2 separate regions of the Homo sapiens genome follow, and region 2 is linked to region 1. A link is a loop called in an ENCODE intact Hi-C map of the cell type or tissue named here. Cell type or tissue: Panc1. All regions are shown on one strand. Links, peaks and the distances in the headings refer to the core of each region. The heading gives the core; the rest is flanking DNA.

Region 1 (7,453 bases), core at 1,451-6,450:
CAGCTTTTATCTTCCCTTTTAAAAAATATTTGATTCAAGTGCTTATCCTCTTTTAAGTCAATGAAGTAGAGCTCTTTTTTATAGACATCACATACACGACACATATTTAACTACACAAGCAGAAGAAAATGCAGTAGCTGTGAAATTTTTCGTCTGCCAATCTCCTAATTGGATTATTGGCTTCCGGGTGTTGCCTTTTAAGAGACAGGGCCAGAAAAACATGCAGCTTTTAAGGCCTAATAAAATAGGCATGACTGGGAGGCAAAAACAGATTTTGAGAGGGATATATCTGCATTTAATTCCCGGGGTTCCATGAGAAAAACAGGTTTCTTCCCAAAACGGGGTTAGTGGCACCTTGTCTGTTTTTCCCAAGGAGTCCCATGCCCCCAGGAGTTATCTTAGGGCCTCTCATGCATACATTAAGAGTGACAAGGCAAAATGGAGAAAAATAATTCAGTCTACTGAGAAAAAGCCCTTTTCCAGCAAAGAGATCCAAGAAAACAAACAAACAAACAAAAAACGTAAAGACCTTTTAAATATACTTATAACTTGGATATCCACTTTTAATTAAGCTGAGTGCTCTTTGAGAAAAACCTTTTAACTGCCTTATTACCCAACTAGCCGTGCCAAGTGGCCAATATTTCTGGCTTTCAAACTTTGCTAAAGGTGATGTCCCAGGTGCTCAGAGAAAGGAAGATAAAAGGTGGTTCGTGGAGGGGAAGAGAATCAGCAACAGATCATGCAGATATCAAACCAGAAAGGACTTATTCCCTAAGCCAGGATTGAACCCGGCCGCCATTGTAAAATGGTGGAGGCTAAGACAAAACGTTGCCACGTGGTTACAGGTCATGCTCCCTAAAACAAGATGGAGGCCCGCAGCAAGGTTTGCTACTCACCATACAGAAAGTCATGCAAAGCCCACAAGACTGGCTACAGCTTAAGACCAACCTCACAAATCCTTTTTCATAATTAAAACTTTACAGAGAATATAAACAGTGATCCTTATTCCTGGCCTAGTAAAATGTCTTCAAAAAGGAAAAAAAAAACCTCTCACTTAAAAGTTAAATGCTGACAGGGTAGAGAAAAGGAAAAAATAGTTTAAAATGCAGGGTTGGAAAGATGCCTGGGGAAAATACCTCTTACTCTTATACAAATGGGTTCCTCCGACAGGGAGAGAAACTTAATTGCTGTCCACCATTGGGCACCCTTGGGCCATGGGCCATGCACCCCAACCCTGGCTGGGAGGGGAGCGGGGAACCCACCATTCGCCAGTCTATCTCGCAGGTGCCTGCAGCCATTGGGGTGAGGGGGTGTGCAGTTTCCTCTACCCTCAGAAGAAGCCCAAGGACAAAAAGGCTTGGAAGCGAAAGGGGAAAAAGATTTTTTGGTTCACATCTTACCCACCCCTCCTCAAGCCCCACACCTAGGAGCCAAAATGTTGCAGAATTTTGCTCCTTAGTTCAGCTAAAACTGGGCTCTAGCTTGTCAGAAGACCAGGAGAATTATATGTAGACACATTGAAGGGTGGGCAGAGGAGGGTTTTATTGGGCGAAAAGGGAAAAAAACAAAAAAACTCAGCAAAGTGAGGTGGCTTCCTGCTAACAAGTCCCCCACCTCACAGATTGAATCCCAGGTCACCACACAAGAACTGAAGAGCCAGGCTCCTCCCGCTGCCTGTGGCTCCACCCCGTTCCCCCAGTGCACGTGTGGGCAGGCTCAGACGAGGCCCTGGGCAGGTTCCCTCATCTGCACAAAAGCATCTGATGTCAACACTTGTGGGGTGGGTCGGAGGTTCTCTGGGGACACTGTTTTATCTGCCTAGGCATTTGGCTGTCTCATCATGGTATACAAATACTATGGGTTTTGCTGTTTGCCTTAATTCCAGTGATCTCACAACACTGGTGCCCAAAACTAAACATCTCTTTCTTCCAGGAAAATTGATTTCTTACAAAAGAATATTACAAACTGTTACAAGTTTGAGCTTAATTATAAAATCTGTGGAGAGGTGTGGTGTGTAATTCAGATTATTCCAATGAAGCAGTCAAAAAATATCTGCTAAAACATACCCTGGTAAACCAGTGGCTCTCAAATTTGTGGGCTAAAGAATCACCTGATTAGCTGAGCGTGGTGGTGCATACCTGTGGTCCCAGCTACTCAGAGGCTGAGGTGGGAGAATCACCTGAGCCCGGGAGGGCAAGGGTGCAGTGGGCCAAGATCGTACCATTGTACTCCAGTTTGGGTGATGGGAATGAGACCCTGTCTAAAAAAAAAAAATCACCTAGGGTGCTTGTTAAGCTGCAAATTCCTAGGCTCAACTCCAGATATTCTAATGAAAGGAACTGGGGATGGAGCCCAGGATTTTGCATCTCAATCATTTCAGATGATTCTGATGCAGAAGATTCAAAGACCTCTTTTAGAGAAACATTACCCTAAGCAAGGGCAGAGTTGGTCAGTTGCAGAGGTCTTCCAACTCACTTCCCACTCATTCGTTCACTCATTCTTTCCTGAACTTATTAATTCAACAAACATTTATAGTGCCCTATCATTGTACATGGTGATGTGGACTTGGTAATGTAAAGAGACTCGGTTCCTGTCTGGATGGAACTTATATCTAATGACTGATATATATATATGACATTGATGTATGATTGACAGCATCAACTGGTAAGTATTGAATGTGTCCATACATGCCAAAGAGAATGTTGCAGGGATTTAGAAGGAAGTTGTGTCAACGTGGGTTCAAGTGGGCAGGAATGGAGGAGCTATTCTGTGGAGGGGGTAGGACATTGCCTGGGCCCTGACTGTTGAGGAATGAGCAGGATATCGAAGAGAAGGAAACAGCATTAGCTTCATATCGTAATTATTAAGCAAGAACGTTCTTAATATCCATAAGCCTATACTAAAGATAGAGTGGCCAAGCATGCCCAGGATTAAAACTATAATCTCATTAACTACCTTCCAAGGAGAAATAAAGAATAAGAAGTGAGAAGTTCCTGAATCAGCAACATCATCTCCTTGTTTTTTCAATATTCTGATGCCCATTGGACCATTTTTATGCTAATAAGTTGATCAATAGTAGGATGTTTTGATGTGACGTGTTTATATGGTATTGCTTTTCTCCTAGGTCCATATCTATTTCATCCAGCTACTTCCAAAAAGTTAAAAACACTAAACATAAGATCCTTGTAGGATATAAACAATTAGCACTCTAGGAAGATTAGGACTGTTTGAAACCAAGAGAGGCAGGTTAATCTAATTAAAAATTACTTCTTATTTAACAAAGAGATCTGTATTCATTAAGACTTCTACTTAGACATACTATTTTTAGCTATATTTTGCCAATCCTATTACATGTGTGAAAAATAAATAAATCTCGGAAATCTTGGGGCTGCAAAATCACTAAGCTAAAGAGGAAAGTCAAGCTGAGAATTGCTTAGGGACAACCTGCCTCCCACTCTATTCAAAGTCATCCCTCTGCTCACCGAGATAAATGCATATCTGATTGCCTCCCTTGGGAAAAGCTGATCAGAAACTCAAAAGGATGTAACCATTTGTCTCTCATCTACCTGTGACCTAGAAGCCTTCTCCTTACTTCAGTTGTCCTGCCTTTCAGGACAGAACCAGTGTATGTCTTTTATTTATTTATTTATTAGACAGAGTCTCATTCTGTCGCCCAGGCTGGAGTGCAGTGGCCCCTGATCTTGGCTCACTGCAAGCTCCGCCTTCCAGGTTCACGCCATTCTCCTGCCTCAGCCTCCCCAGTAGCTAGGACTACAGGCACCCACCACCATACCCGGCTAATTTTTTATATTTTTTTAGTAGAGATGGGGTTTCATCATGTTAGCCAGGACCAGTGTACATCTTACATGTATTGATTGCTATCTCATGGCTCCCTAGAATGTATAAAAGTAAGCTGTGCCCTGACCACCTTGGGCACATGTCGTGAGGATCTCCTGAGGCTGTGTCACAGGCACATGTCCTCAAGCTTGGCAAAACAAACTTTCTAAATTAACTGAGACCTGGCTCAGATTTTCAGGGTTCACACATGAAAGAAATTTTATGTAATTTATTTCGTGAAGACCAATTTCTAGCTGTCCAGCTACTGTTACATTTCATGTCTTAATCTGTAAAACAGGTTTAATAGCCCCTGACTCAGAGAGGTGTTTGAGGATGAACTGAGAGGACAGTTGTGATTGACTTTTAAAACCCATGCTGGCCGGGCACAGTGGCTCACGCCTGTAATCCCTGCACTTTCGGAGGCTGAGGCAGGTGGATCACGAGGTCAGGAGATCGAGACCAACCTGGCCAACATGGTGAAACCCTGTCTACTAAAAATACAAAAATTATCTGGGCATGGTGGTGTGCACCTGTAGTCCCAGCTACTTGGGAGGCTGAGGCAGGAGAATCACTTGAATCAGGGAGGCGGAGGTTGCAGTGAGCCGAGATGGCACCATTGCACTCCAGCGTGACGACAGAGCGAGACAATGTCTCAAAAAACAACAACATCAACAACAACAAAAAAAAACGACTCACACTAAGAATGAGTGTAAGTTATGAGTTTTCCAGCCATTCTAAAATCTTCCTCGGGATAAAAAGCAGGATCGCAGAGAGCTAGAACATACAATTCTACCTCATCCCAGAACTTGCAAGATATTATATTAACAAGGAAGGCTTCCCAGCCCTTCTTGTTAATATCTTACAAAGCATGCAAGCCAAAATACTGAAGCATTTGTATCCCAGAGTTTCCATGAGTTTGTAGAGAGGTGGTACATCTGGTGGAACAGACTCTGGCGCTAGGCGACTGGGTTTTTAATCTTAGATCCATTCCTTACTATTTACGTGGCTTTGAAGGTACTGAACCTTGATGTGCCTTAGTTTTCTTATCTGTGAAGTAGACATAAAAAGATTGTTGTGATTCAATGAATCCATAAACATCTACACACATAAAGCATTCCTATCTGCCCCTAGAGAAGGTTGTGTTAGCTGTTGTCATGAGCTCTGATGTTAAGGAAGGTACCCAAGGGCATGACAGTTTCAGTTTCATGGAGTGTATAGGAAGACTGGAGATGTATTGATACATACATAAAAATCAAATAGAGGATGGAAAATTAGCAGGACACCATGCCTAGAACAATTATTTATATTGTAACCACCCAAGGGGTTCAACTTGCCCACTGCCTAGACAGAGCTGATAAATCAAGACAGGGGAACTGCAATAGAGAAAGAGTAATTCACACAGAGCCGGCTGTGTGGGAGACCAGGGTTTTGTTATTACTCAAATCAGTCTCCCCGAACATTCGGGGAGCAAAGTTTTTAAAAATAACTTGGTGGGTGGGGGTAAGCCAGTGAGCCAGGAGTGCTGATTGGTCAGAGATGAAATTGGTAAGCCAGTGAGCCAGGAGTGCTGATTGGTCAGAGATGAAATCGGTAAGCCAGTGAGCCAAGGGTGCTGATTGGTCAGAGATGAAATGGCCGTGAGTCAGCTGTCTTCTTGCACTGAGTCAGTTACTGGGTGGGGGCCATAAGAGCAGATGAGCAAGTTTATTGATCTGGGTAGTGTCAGATGATCCATCAAGTGCAGGGCATGCAAAATATCTCATGCACTGATCTTAGGAGCAGTTTAGGGAGGGTCAGAATCTTGTAGCCTCCAGCTGCATGACTCCTAAACCGTAATTTCTAATCTTGTGGCTAATGTTAGTCCTACGAAGGCAATCTAGTCCCCAAGCAAAAAGGAGGTCTGCTTGGGAAAGGGCTGTTACCATCTTTACTTAAACCATAAACTAAGTTTCTCCCAAAGTTAGTTCAGCCTACCCCCAGGAACGAACAAGGATAGCTTGGAGGTTAGAACAAGACAGAGTCTTGCTTATCTCTTTAGATAAGCTTTCACTGTCTGTCATAATTTTCCAAAGGGGGTTTCAATATCATCCCTTATAACAGAAAACATTTAAGACTGTTTGTAAGAATGCATATATAAAATAGTGTGGCACAGGTTTAAAATATGAGAATAGTAGAAGTAGGAACATTAAGGAGGACTGGAGAAGAATCCAGTACAAAAAAAGCATCCCATGGCATCTTATGTACATACAATGGGTGGACCACATGGTTGACTCTAAGCTTTCTAGCAACCATTGCAAAAGGGAAACTCGGTTAGTCAGTCACAAGATAAAAGCAGGCCAATTGTTCAGGAGAAGCACAATTATTCCTTATATTCAGACTGAGGACTAAGCTCTGATTTTTTTCTTATCTTGCACCAATTCTTATCTAAGGGGTCTGGGGAGTCATGCCCTACAAGCCATAAATTCTCGTCAGATGGGTTTTATTTAACCCTACATATTGCTACTTACTTTCCTTTCTGAATCTGGCATAACATTATGTGGCAAAGAAGAAAATCAAAATATTTTACCCCAAAACATGGTTCTTTGCGTATTTTGAAATGGCCCTGTAAAACTGTCCTTTCTGGGTGGTGGGGGGGAAATTTACATCTCTAAAGAATCTCTGTTAACATAGCTAGATCTTTTTCTTCCAGGCCCTCCCAATCCTGAGGAGATTAACTGAGAGTCCAGCACCTTCTAAAGGTCTGAATAGGAAACAGTTGTCATCTGTTGTCTCTAAGGGCAGCCACTATGAGACTTCAAAAGAACCTCAGTCTCCACAATCTTTTATCTGAACCTGAATATTTCCTTTCTATTGATCCCAGGTCTTTAGACAAACTCAACCAATTGGCAGCCAGAAAATGTTTAAGTTTATCTGTAGCCTGAAAGCCCCCATCCCCATTCCTTTTGAATTGTCCCACCTTTCTCCACCAAACCAGTGTATTTCTCAAATGTATTTGATTGATGTCTCATGCCTCCCTAGAATGTATAAAACCGAGCTGCACCCTGACCATCCTGGGCATATGTTCTCAGCACCTCCTGAAGGCTGTGTCACGGGCCATGGTCATTCATATTTGGCTCAGAATAAATATCTTCAGATATTCTACAGAGTTTGACTGTTTTCGTCCACACAAGACCAGAGGGGATGCTCCCAGCCATCACCTTTGAGATGAGGCTGCGTCATGTAATAAACAACATCTCTGATATGTTTTCAGCAGATGAACCAGTGTTTTACAGAACTGCTTCCCACACTGTTAGGTAGATCATCACCGGAAGCCCACTGCAGTAACAGCAGTTCTGTGAGGAGGTGGAACTGTGTGTTCCAGCTCTCTGCGATTCTGCTTTGTATCCTCAGGAAGATTTTAGAATGGCTGGAAAATCCATAATTTATACTCATTCCTACTTGCTTGGGTTTTATAACACAATCACAACTGTCCTCTCATTTCATCCTCAGAAACCTCTCTGAGACAGGGATTATTAAAACTGTTTTACAGATTTAGAAACTGAATCCAAGTGTGGTTGGACAGCTGGAAAATTATGGAACAAGGATTTAATCCTGCTAATTCCCAATCTAATCTTGG
Region 2 (7,453 bases), core at 1,016-6,015, 510 kb after region 1:
AATAGAGATGGGGTTTCACCACCTTGGCCAGGATGGTCTCAAGCTCTTGACCTCAAGCAACCCACCCACAGCAGCCTCCCAAAGTGCTGGCTTACAGGTGTGAGCCACCGTGCCGGTCAAGTTTTGAAATTAGATGTCAGCAGTGCCTGCCCTCGAAATAAATAATGCCACAGAAATCATAAACTCTGTAATCCAACCCAAAGAGAATAACACCGATGATGTTTATTCCATACCGCATAAAATACTCTGTTGTGGGATCACAACTAACTGTTCTATCTAGAGTAGCTTATGCTGAATTTTCTAGATCCAGCCGCTGATGCCAGAGCAAGGCTGCCGGTCCTCACAGCTGCAGAGCAACAGCCTACCTCCATGTTTATCAGAATGTTTCCCTCTGAGCTTCATTTAATATCTACTGATCAAGTAGAAAATTCATTTTGAAACAATTTCCAGAGCAAGTACAAAGACATCCTTAAGGACATGTTAGCTACATCACTTCAGTCCAGTGAAATAAATAAATTTCTCAGCCTACAATAAACTCAGCATAAAGGGGGGCAGGCAGTCTTTCCAATGGGCCGGCTTAGCAGTCCCCTGGTGGTCCAGCAGCTGGGATTCAAATGGGCCTACTTCCATGGAAAATAGCGTGGAAATAAACCAATGGCCAGGAAACAAACACAAATAGCGTGGAAATCAACAAACAGTCAGGAAATAAGCAAAAATAGTGTGGAAATCAACAAAGACGTTGGAATTTAAGGCAGTCTATTTGGGATCCTGTCTACAATGACTTAGTCATGAAAATCATCAAAAGACTTTTTTCTTTTTTCTTTTTTTTTTTTTTTTTTTGAGATGGAGTCTCGCTCTGTCGCCCAGGCTGGAGTGCAGTGGCGCGATCTGGGCTCACTTCAAGCTCTGCCTCCCGGGTTCACACCATTCTCCTGCCTCAGTCTCCCGAGTAGCTGGGACTACAGGCGCCCACCACCATACCCGGCCAATTTTTTTGTGTATTTTTAGTAGAGACGGGGTTTCACCGTATTAGCCAGGATTGTCTCGATCTCCTGACCTCGTGATCCACCTGCCTCAGCCTCCCAAAGTGCTGGGATTACAGGCGTGAGCCGTGGCACCCGGCCAGGACTTTTTTCTTACATGCTGTGTCTGAAAAACTTTACCAATCAGCAAGTCCAGATCACAATCTGAGTTCCAGAACTGGACAGTCAACTGGACCTCTCTACCAGGGCATCCTCCCAACCCCCAAGTTCAGCATGTCCAGACTCTTGACCTGCCCTCCCGCTCTGGTATTTCTGTTCTCAGTGAATGGGGTCATCATCCACCCAGGCATCCATGTCAGAAACTCGGCAGCCCTCCTGGAATCCTCCGTCTCCCTCCCTGCTCTCCCCATTCCTTCCGAATCTCTAAGTCCTACAGATTCCACTGTGTTCACACACTCATAACTGTTTCTTCCATCCCAACTCCAGAGCTTCTGTGTTAATGTGCTGCTTCTTCATTTCTCCACCAGATTCTTCCAACAGCCTCCTCACTATTCTCCCTACATACATAGAGTCCTGGCCCCCCAGTCCATTCTTCTCAGTTCTGCCGCAACAATCTTCAAAAATTAATCTTGATCATGTTGCTCCTTTCATCAAAACCCTCCGATGGCTCCCCCGTGTCTAGAGGATGAAGTTCAAAGTGGGTACACAAGGCCCTCCACAATCCCACCTCTCCAACCTTAGGTGTCTCCAGGCCTCCCCCTGAACCCTTTGCCCTGGAGAGTTCCCCAGCACACCAGCCTTTCTGTCTCCTATCTCCTGACCTCTGTTTGGGCTGCCACTTCTGGATGGAATGTCCCTCTGCGTTTCTGACCCTGCAAACTATGCTCATTGTCCAGGCCCTCCTCCTCCATGAATCCTCTCCTCCCATCCCACCCCAAAGGAAGAAGACAGCACCCCCTACCCTTGAGGCCCTGGCCATGCTACTACACAGCATCTGCAATGCCACTGCACGTACTTAGTGACAAAACTGTGAGCTCCCAGAGGGCAAGGAGAGCACCTTATCTAAACTCAGTGCCCAGCAGTGCGGCCTGCTGCACAGTGAGAATTTAATAAATATTTGTTAAATGAATGAATGTCTCCATGACAACATTCTGAGTGGTTTCAAACTATTTTCTTTCTAGCTCATTGACTTTGCTTTCAGCTGCTCATGATGTGGAACTGCCTCTTACTCCATATGTAAATCATTTGCAGAGGACCAAAAAAAAAAGTCAGTGCGGGAGTTACTATAGATCACCTTCGCATCCCTGGAGAAATCACTTCTTTGTTCTTGACTCCTGAAAGAGGGGTCACGCTTCCAGGTACTCCAGCAGCGGATACTGAACAACTATCAAAACAAGTTATTCCAGCCCTCTGGCCCTCCTTGGTTTTTAAATGCCCTCTCCCTGGAAGTGATTATTTGAGTGAGGCGCAGGGTGAAGACAATTAAAGCAGACCATCCACGGCATCAACAGGACTGGTTTATAAAGCCTGCATCCATGGCCTCTGCTCATGCAAATGAAAAATAATGCTAAAAAATGAAACTGACTTCCTCCCCTTTTGTACTTCTCAGCCCTAAGGGAATCACACCAAAATACAGTCATCACCCTCGATCCATCAACAGACAGCCCCTGTGCCCAACGTAAAACCTTTGGAAGGCTCTGGGCCCACCCAGAATTCAATCTACAATGTCAAATATCTGTAATGTGTCTGCAACTTAATGTCACCAGCAAATAACTTCTTCTCCAAGTACTGATTTCACATTGGAAAATGAGCAATTTAAATAAATGTCTCATTAACATCGTGTTTTCCTGCTAGATGCTAATATACTTAATTTGTTTTCCCAGATTCTCTTCCATACAATCATTTCCTGCAATCCTCCTCAGGACAACCTGAAACTCACTGGGTTCCTAATAGACAATCCAGAGAACCTAGAAACGACCAAACTACCAAACAAATAAGCAAAACCCTTAAGCTACAAAGTTAAAGAGACCTGTTTGTTCTCAAACACTTATCCCGCATGCTGTAGCTTCTTCTGTGAGTTACACAAAGGTCAGAAGAGGACAGACTGTCCTGGCCCTCTCAGCAGTGCTGGGTTTGTGCAAATGATGGCTGAACATCGTTGGGTGGACACTGCTGGTCCCAGTAAGAGAGGAGTGGGCGAGACGGTTTATTCAGAAAGAATGTGAGGAGCGTGACATTTTGTGTTGAGGCCCTAGAAGGCTTGTTCTCATTCTGCTTTGCTTATCTGTACAGAGATTCTTGCTATGTGCTGATTCCAAACCCCAAAAATTTCAAGGATATTTCCAACATCTTTTATTAATAGCAACTCTTAAAAATTTCCATAGCACACTGCTCAGACACACTCCAAACATGCAAAATCAGGTACCATACAAGGGCTTGTTCCCCCAAACCTTTGGAGATGACGGGGCAATGGCTTAATCATGACAGTGTGGGGAACGGTGTGGACACCACACTTATGAAAGAACATCGCTGGGATGGATCCAGACACATCAGAATGGTTCTGGGAGCCAGGCGCCATGGCTCATGCCTATAATCCCAGCAATCTGGGAGGCTGCGGTAGGAGGACTGCTTGAGGCCAGGAGTTCAAGACCAGCCTGGGCAACACAGTGAGCCCTCCATCTCTTAAAAAAAAAATTTTTTTTTAATTAGCCAGGCATAATAGCGTGTGCCTACAGTCCTAGCTACTCAGGAGCCAGAGGTGGGAAGATCACTTGAGCTCAAGAGTTGAGGCTGCGGTGAGACAAGACTGCCACTGCACTCCAGACTGGGCAACAGAGCAAGATCCTGCCTGGAGAAAAAAAGAAAAAATGAATGGTTCTATGTGTGCCATTATACAAGAGAGGACTTTCTTATATTTTTGCTCCCCATGTGTAATAGAAATAAATGAAAATCTTGGCCAGGCGCAGTGGCTCATGCCTGTAAACTCAGCACTTTGGGAGGCCAAGGCGGGCGGATCACCTGAGGTCAGGAGTTCAAGACCAGCCTGGCCAACATGGAGAAACCTCATCTCTACAAAAATACAAAAATTAGCTGGGCATGATGGCAGATGCCTGTAATCCCAGCTTCGGGAGGCTGAGGCGGGAGAATCGCTTGAAGCCAGGAGGTGGAAGTTGCAGTGAGCTGAGATTGCGCCATTGTACTCCAGCCTGGGCAACAGAGCGAGATTCTGTCAGGAAAGGAAAGGAGAGGAGAGGGGAGGGGAGCAAAGGGGAGGGGAGTGGGGAGGGAAAGAAAGGAAATAAAAAAAAGAAAGAAAAATCTATTTTATTTCTATTACACACAGTGAGCAAAAATAAAACTCAATGAGGAGGTAAGCACTGAAACAGTGAACTCCACGCAGCCTGCTGGGTGCCAGGCGCCATGTCTGTGGCAGAGAATGGGAGAAACCATCGGAACGTGTGGAAGTAACACTGGCCGGGTTGGTATTCCAGGCTCTGCCACATAGGAGCTGCAAGGCTTTGGACACGTGACTCTATTTTGTGAGCTTCATCACCTTATTATAAATAAAGCAGTAATAACAGCAACAGTACTCACAGCGGTGGCGACAGCACAGACCTTTACTGAGCACTTCCTATGTGGCGAGTGCTGCAGTGAGCACTTCACAAAAACTTAGTAAGCAGCATCTCACCAAATCTTTACAACACCCTGCCAGGGAGACGCCGGTAACTCCATTTTACAGAGAAGACTCAGGGCTCTGTAGCCGGCCCACGGTCACTCGGATATGGTGAGTGGCAGGGTCTCGGTTCACAAGCAAGTCTGCCTGACAGCTGTGCTCTTTGTAATTGAGAACTACTCCCAACCATGGCCGTGAATGTTCTAAGACACGAGAGGTCTATGGGAAAAGTGCTTTGAAAGTTGGTTATCGTTTGCACAGCCTGGGTCCTCTGGGGGCCCCTCTGCCCCCGGGGAAAGTCTGCCTCCGGGGCAGGACTCCTGCAGGACACACGGGCCAGGAGGTAGGGAAGGGAGGAGGGTTGCCCTCCAGCACTTACTTTCTCAGGACGGCTATCTCATTCTCTATGCTGCTTTCCTTGCCCTTCAGCGCCTTCTTAGGGATACACTTCACAGCAAAGAGCTTGCCAGTTGCCTTCTCTTCAGCTAAAACCACTTCGGAAAAGGCCCCGCTGTGAACAAAGAAGGAAAAAAGAACACTTAGATGCAGAAGTCCAGTTTCACAATGGCTCCATTCACCCTACCACCGAAGTTTGAGTAAACAATAACGACGGCACAGTTGTAAGCATTACTGTTACTTTTATCCACCGTGGCTCCTTGCTAAACATCTTTGTGCAAAGAAATACACAGGGGCAGCCCGGCGCAGTGGCTCATGCCTGTAATCCCGACACTTTGGGAGGCCAAGGCGGGCAGACCACCTGAGGTCAGGAGTTTAAGACCAGCCTGGCCAACATGATGAAACCCCGTCTCTACTAAAAATACAAAAAATTAGCCAGAGGTGGTGGCACGCACCTGTAATTCCAGCTACTTGGGAGGCTGAGGCAGGAGAATCGCTTGAGCTTGGAAGGCAGAGGTTGCAGTGAGCCGAGATCGTGTCGCTGCACTCCAGCCTGGGCGACAGAGCAAGACTCTGTCTCAAAAAATAATGATAATAAAAGTTTTTCAAAAAGGAAATACACAGGGGCAAGCAGGCCTTCCTGCAAAGGGACATGCGGATGTGGAGGTCAACACAGTTAGGCCACCTCCCGGTACCACTTGCCACACAACACAGTGGCGTCACTTTGGAGCCAACAAGAACGCTCCCACAAGAGGTTCCTCCTACAGAAAAGGACTGGATCCTTCTGCCGGTGTCAGCTCTCCCACCTCCAAACAGACTAGAAAGTCACACTAAAATCCCCAGGTCCTCACAGGCTTTTTCATCTAGAGGAAATTTCAGAGCGCTCTGCAAACACTGGACTCTTCCCAGCTGGGTAAGGATAGGACTGGGTGTGAGCGGTATTGCAGGTGGTACAGACACAGGGTAATTAATTGGTCATGGGGTGCAAGTGCTCACCGAGCAGCTTGTATCCTTTTTAAACCAAAGAAACTAACAAGCAAGGGCTATGGAGTGGGGAAGACTGTCCTGCCTGAAAATACACATTTCACTCTGCAACGGCAGAGCAACAAACTAAAACCAGAACATCTGGGGCTGGAGAGCCCACTTCTCTGGAGGGGCCCCTTATGATCTGGGAGCCCCAGAGCCAGCACCCCAGGGCCACCTCCTTTGCTGACGGTAGGCAAGGCCTGCGTGCAGAACTCCACTAATAACCCTGGCATGGAACAGCCTCCTCCATCATCTCCGGATCCTCCAGATCCCAGCAACTTGGGCTCTGTGCACAGGGAAGTACCACAGCCCACTGAGTCGTTCTCTGTGCCAAGACTTTCAACTCCTGCTTCAAGAAACCAACGTTCCCGTGTCCAGAGAAACCACTGGAAGCCCCAGTGTTATGGCAATACCAGGTCTTCAGGCCCTACCTTCTTCAGTCCAATGGTCCCCAACCTTTTTGGCATCAGGGACCAGCTTCATGGACAACAGTTTTTCCATGGACCCGGGAGAGGAGGGTGGTTTTGGGATGACTCAAGTGCATTACATTTCTTGTGCACTTTATTTCATTTTTTTGAGACGGAGTCTGGCTCTGTTGCCCAGGCTGGAGTGCACTGGTGTGATCTCGGCTCACTGCAACCTCTGCCTCTCAGGTTCAAGCGATTCTCCTGACTCAGCTTCCTGAGGAGCTGGGATTACAGGTGTCCACCAACACATCTGGCTAATTTTTGTATTTTCACCATGTTTCCCAGGCTGGTCTCGAAGTCCTGACCTCAAGTGATTCACTCGCCTCGACCTCCCAAAGTGCTGGGATTATAGGTGTGAACCACCACGCCCAGCCACTTTATTTCTATTATTATTACACAGTAATGTATAATGAAATAATTCTACAACTTGCCATAACGTAGAAATCAGTGGAAGCCCTGAGCTTGTTTTCCTGCAACTAGTCGGTCCCATCTGGGGGTGATGGGACACAGTGACAGATCATCAGGCATTAGATTCTCATAAAGAGTGTGCAACCTAGATCCCTCGCGTGCACAGTTCACAATAGGGCTCACGCTCCTATGAGAATCTAATGCAGTCCTTGATCTGACAGGAGGCAGAGCTCAGGCGGTAACGTGAACAATGGGGAGTGGCTGTAAGTACAGATGAAGCTTTGCTTGCTTGCCCGCTGTTCACCTCTTGCTGTGTGGCAAAGTTCCTAACAGGCCACATACCCTACCGGTATTGGCCCATGGCCCAGGGGTTGGGGACCCCTACTTTAGTCACTGTCAAAGAGATTCCTGAACAGGGGGAACACCCTTCCTCCTCCTCTCCTTGCCCACCTGACAGCAATGCACACTCTGTCACAATCCAAGGGACGCTAAATGCATGT

What was found. Peaks named below come from ENCODE experiments on the same cell type or tissue, not always from the same donor. Only the 100,000 strongest peaks of a DNase experiment are listed, where the experiment ranks them.
Region 2: it touches region 1 in a loop (5-fold over the local background); 2 of 110 quality-filtered maps call a loop at or near these places.

Annotation. Positions count from the first base shown.
Region 1 is chr10:13,060,985-13,068,437 of GRCh38, reverse strand. It overlaps a transcript of CCDC3 not described here. Among named protein-coding and RNA genes, the nearest start is that of OPTN, 35 kb to the left of the region's middle. RefSeq lists enhancers at 1,198-1,711, 1,712-2,226. In Panc1, for the core only: no CTCF peak of the experiment used is centred there; no DNase peak of the experiment used is centred there; H3K27me3 peaks cover 345 bases.
Region 2 is chr10:12,550,939-12,558,391 of GRCh38, reverse strand. CAMK1D (calcium/calmodulin dependent protein kinase ID) reads right to left here. Exons shown (of 11, transcript NM_153498.4): 2 at 5,036-5,167. Among named protein-coding and RNA genes, the nearest start is that of MIR4480, 24 kb to the left of the region's middle. RefSeq lists a silencer at 4,503-4,700 and an enhancer at 4,939-5,439. In Panc1, for the core only: no CTCF peak of the experiment used is centred there; no DNase peak of the experiment used is centred there.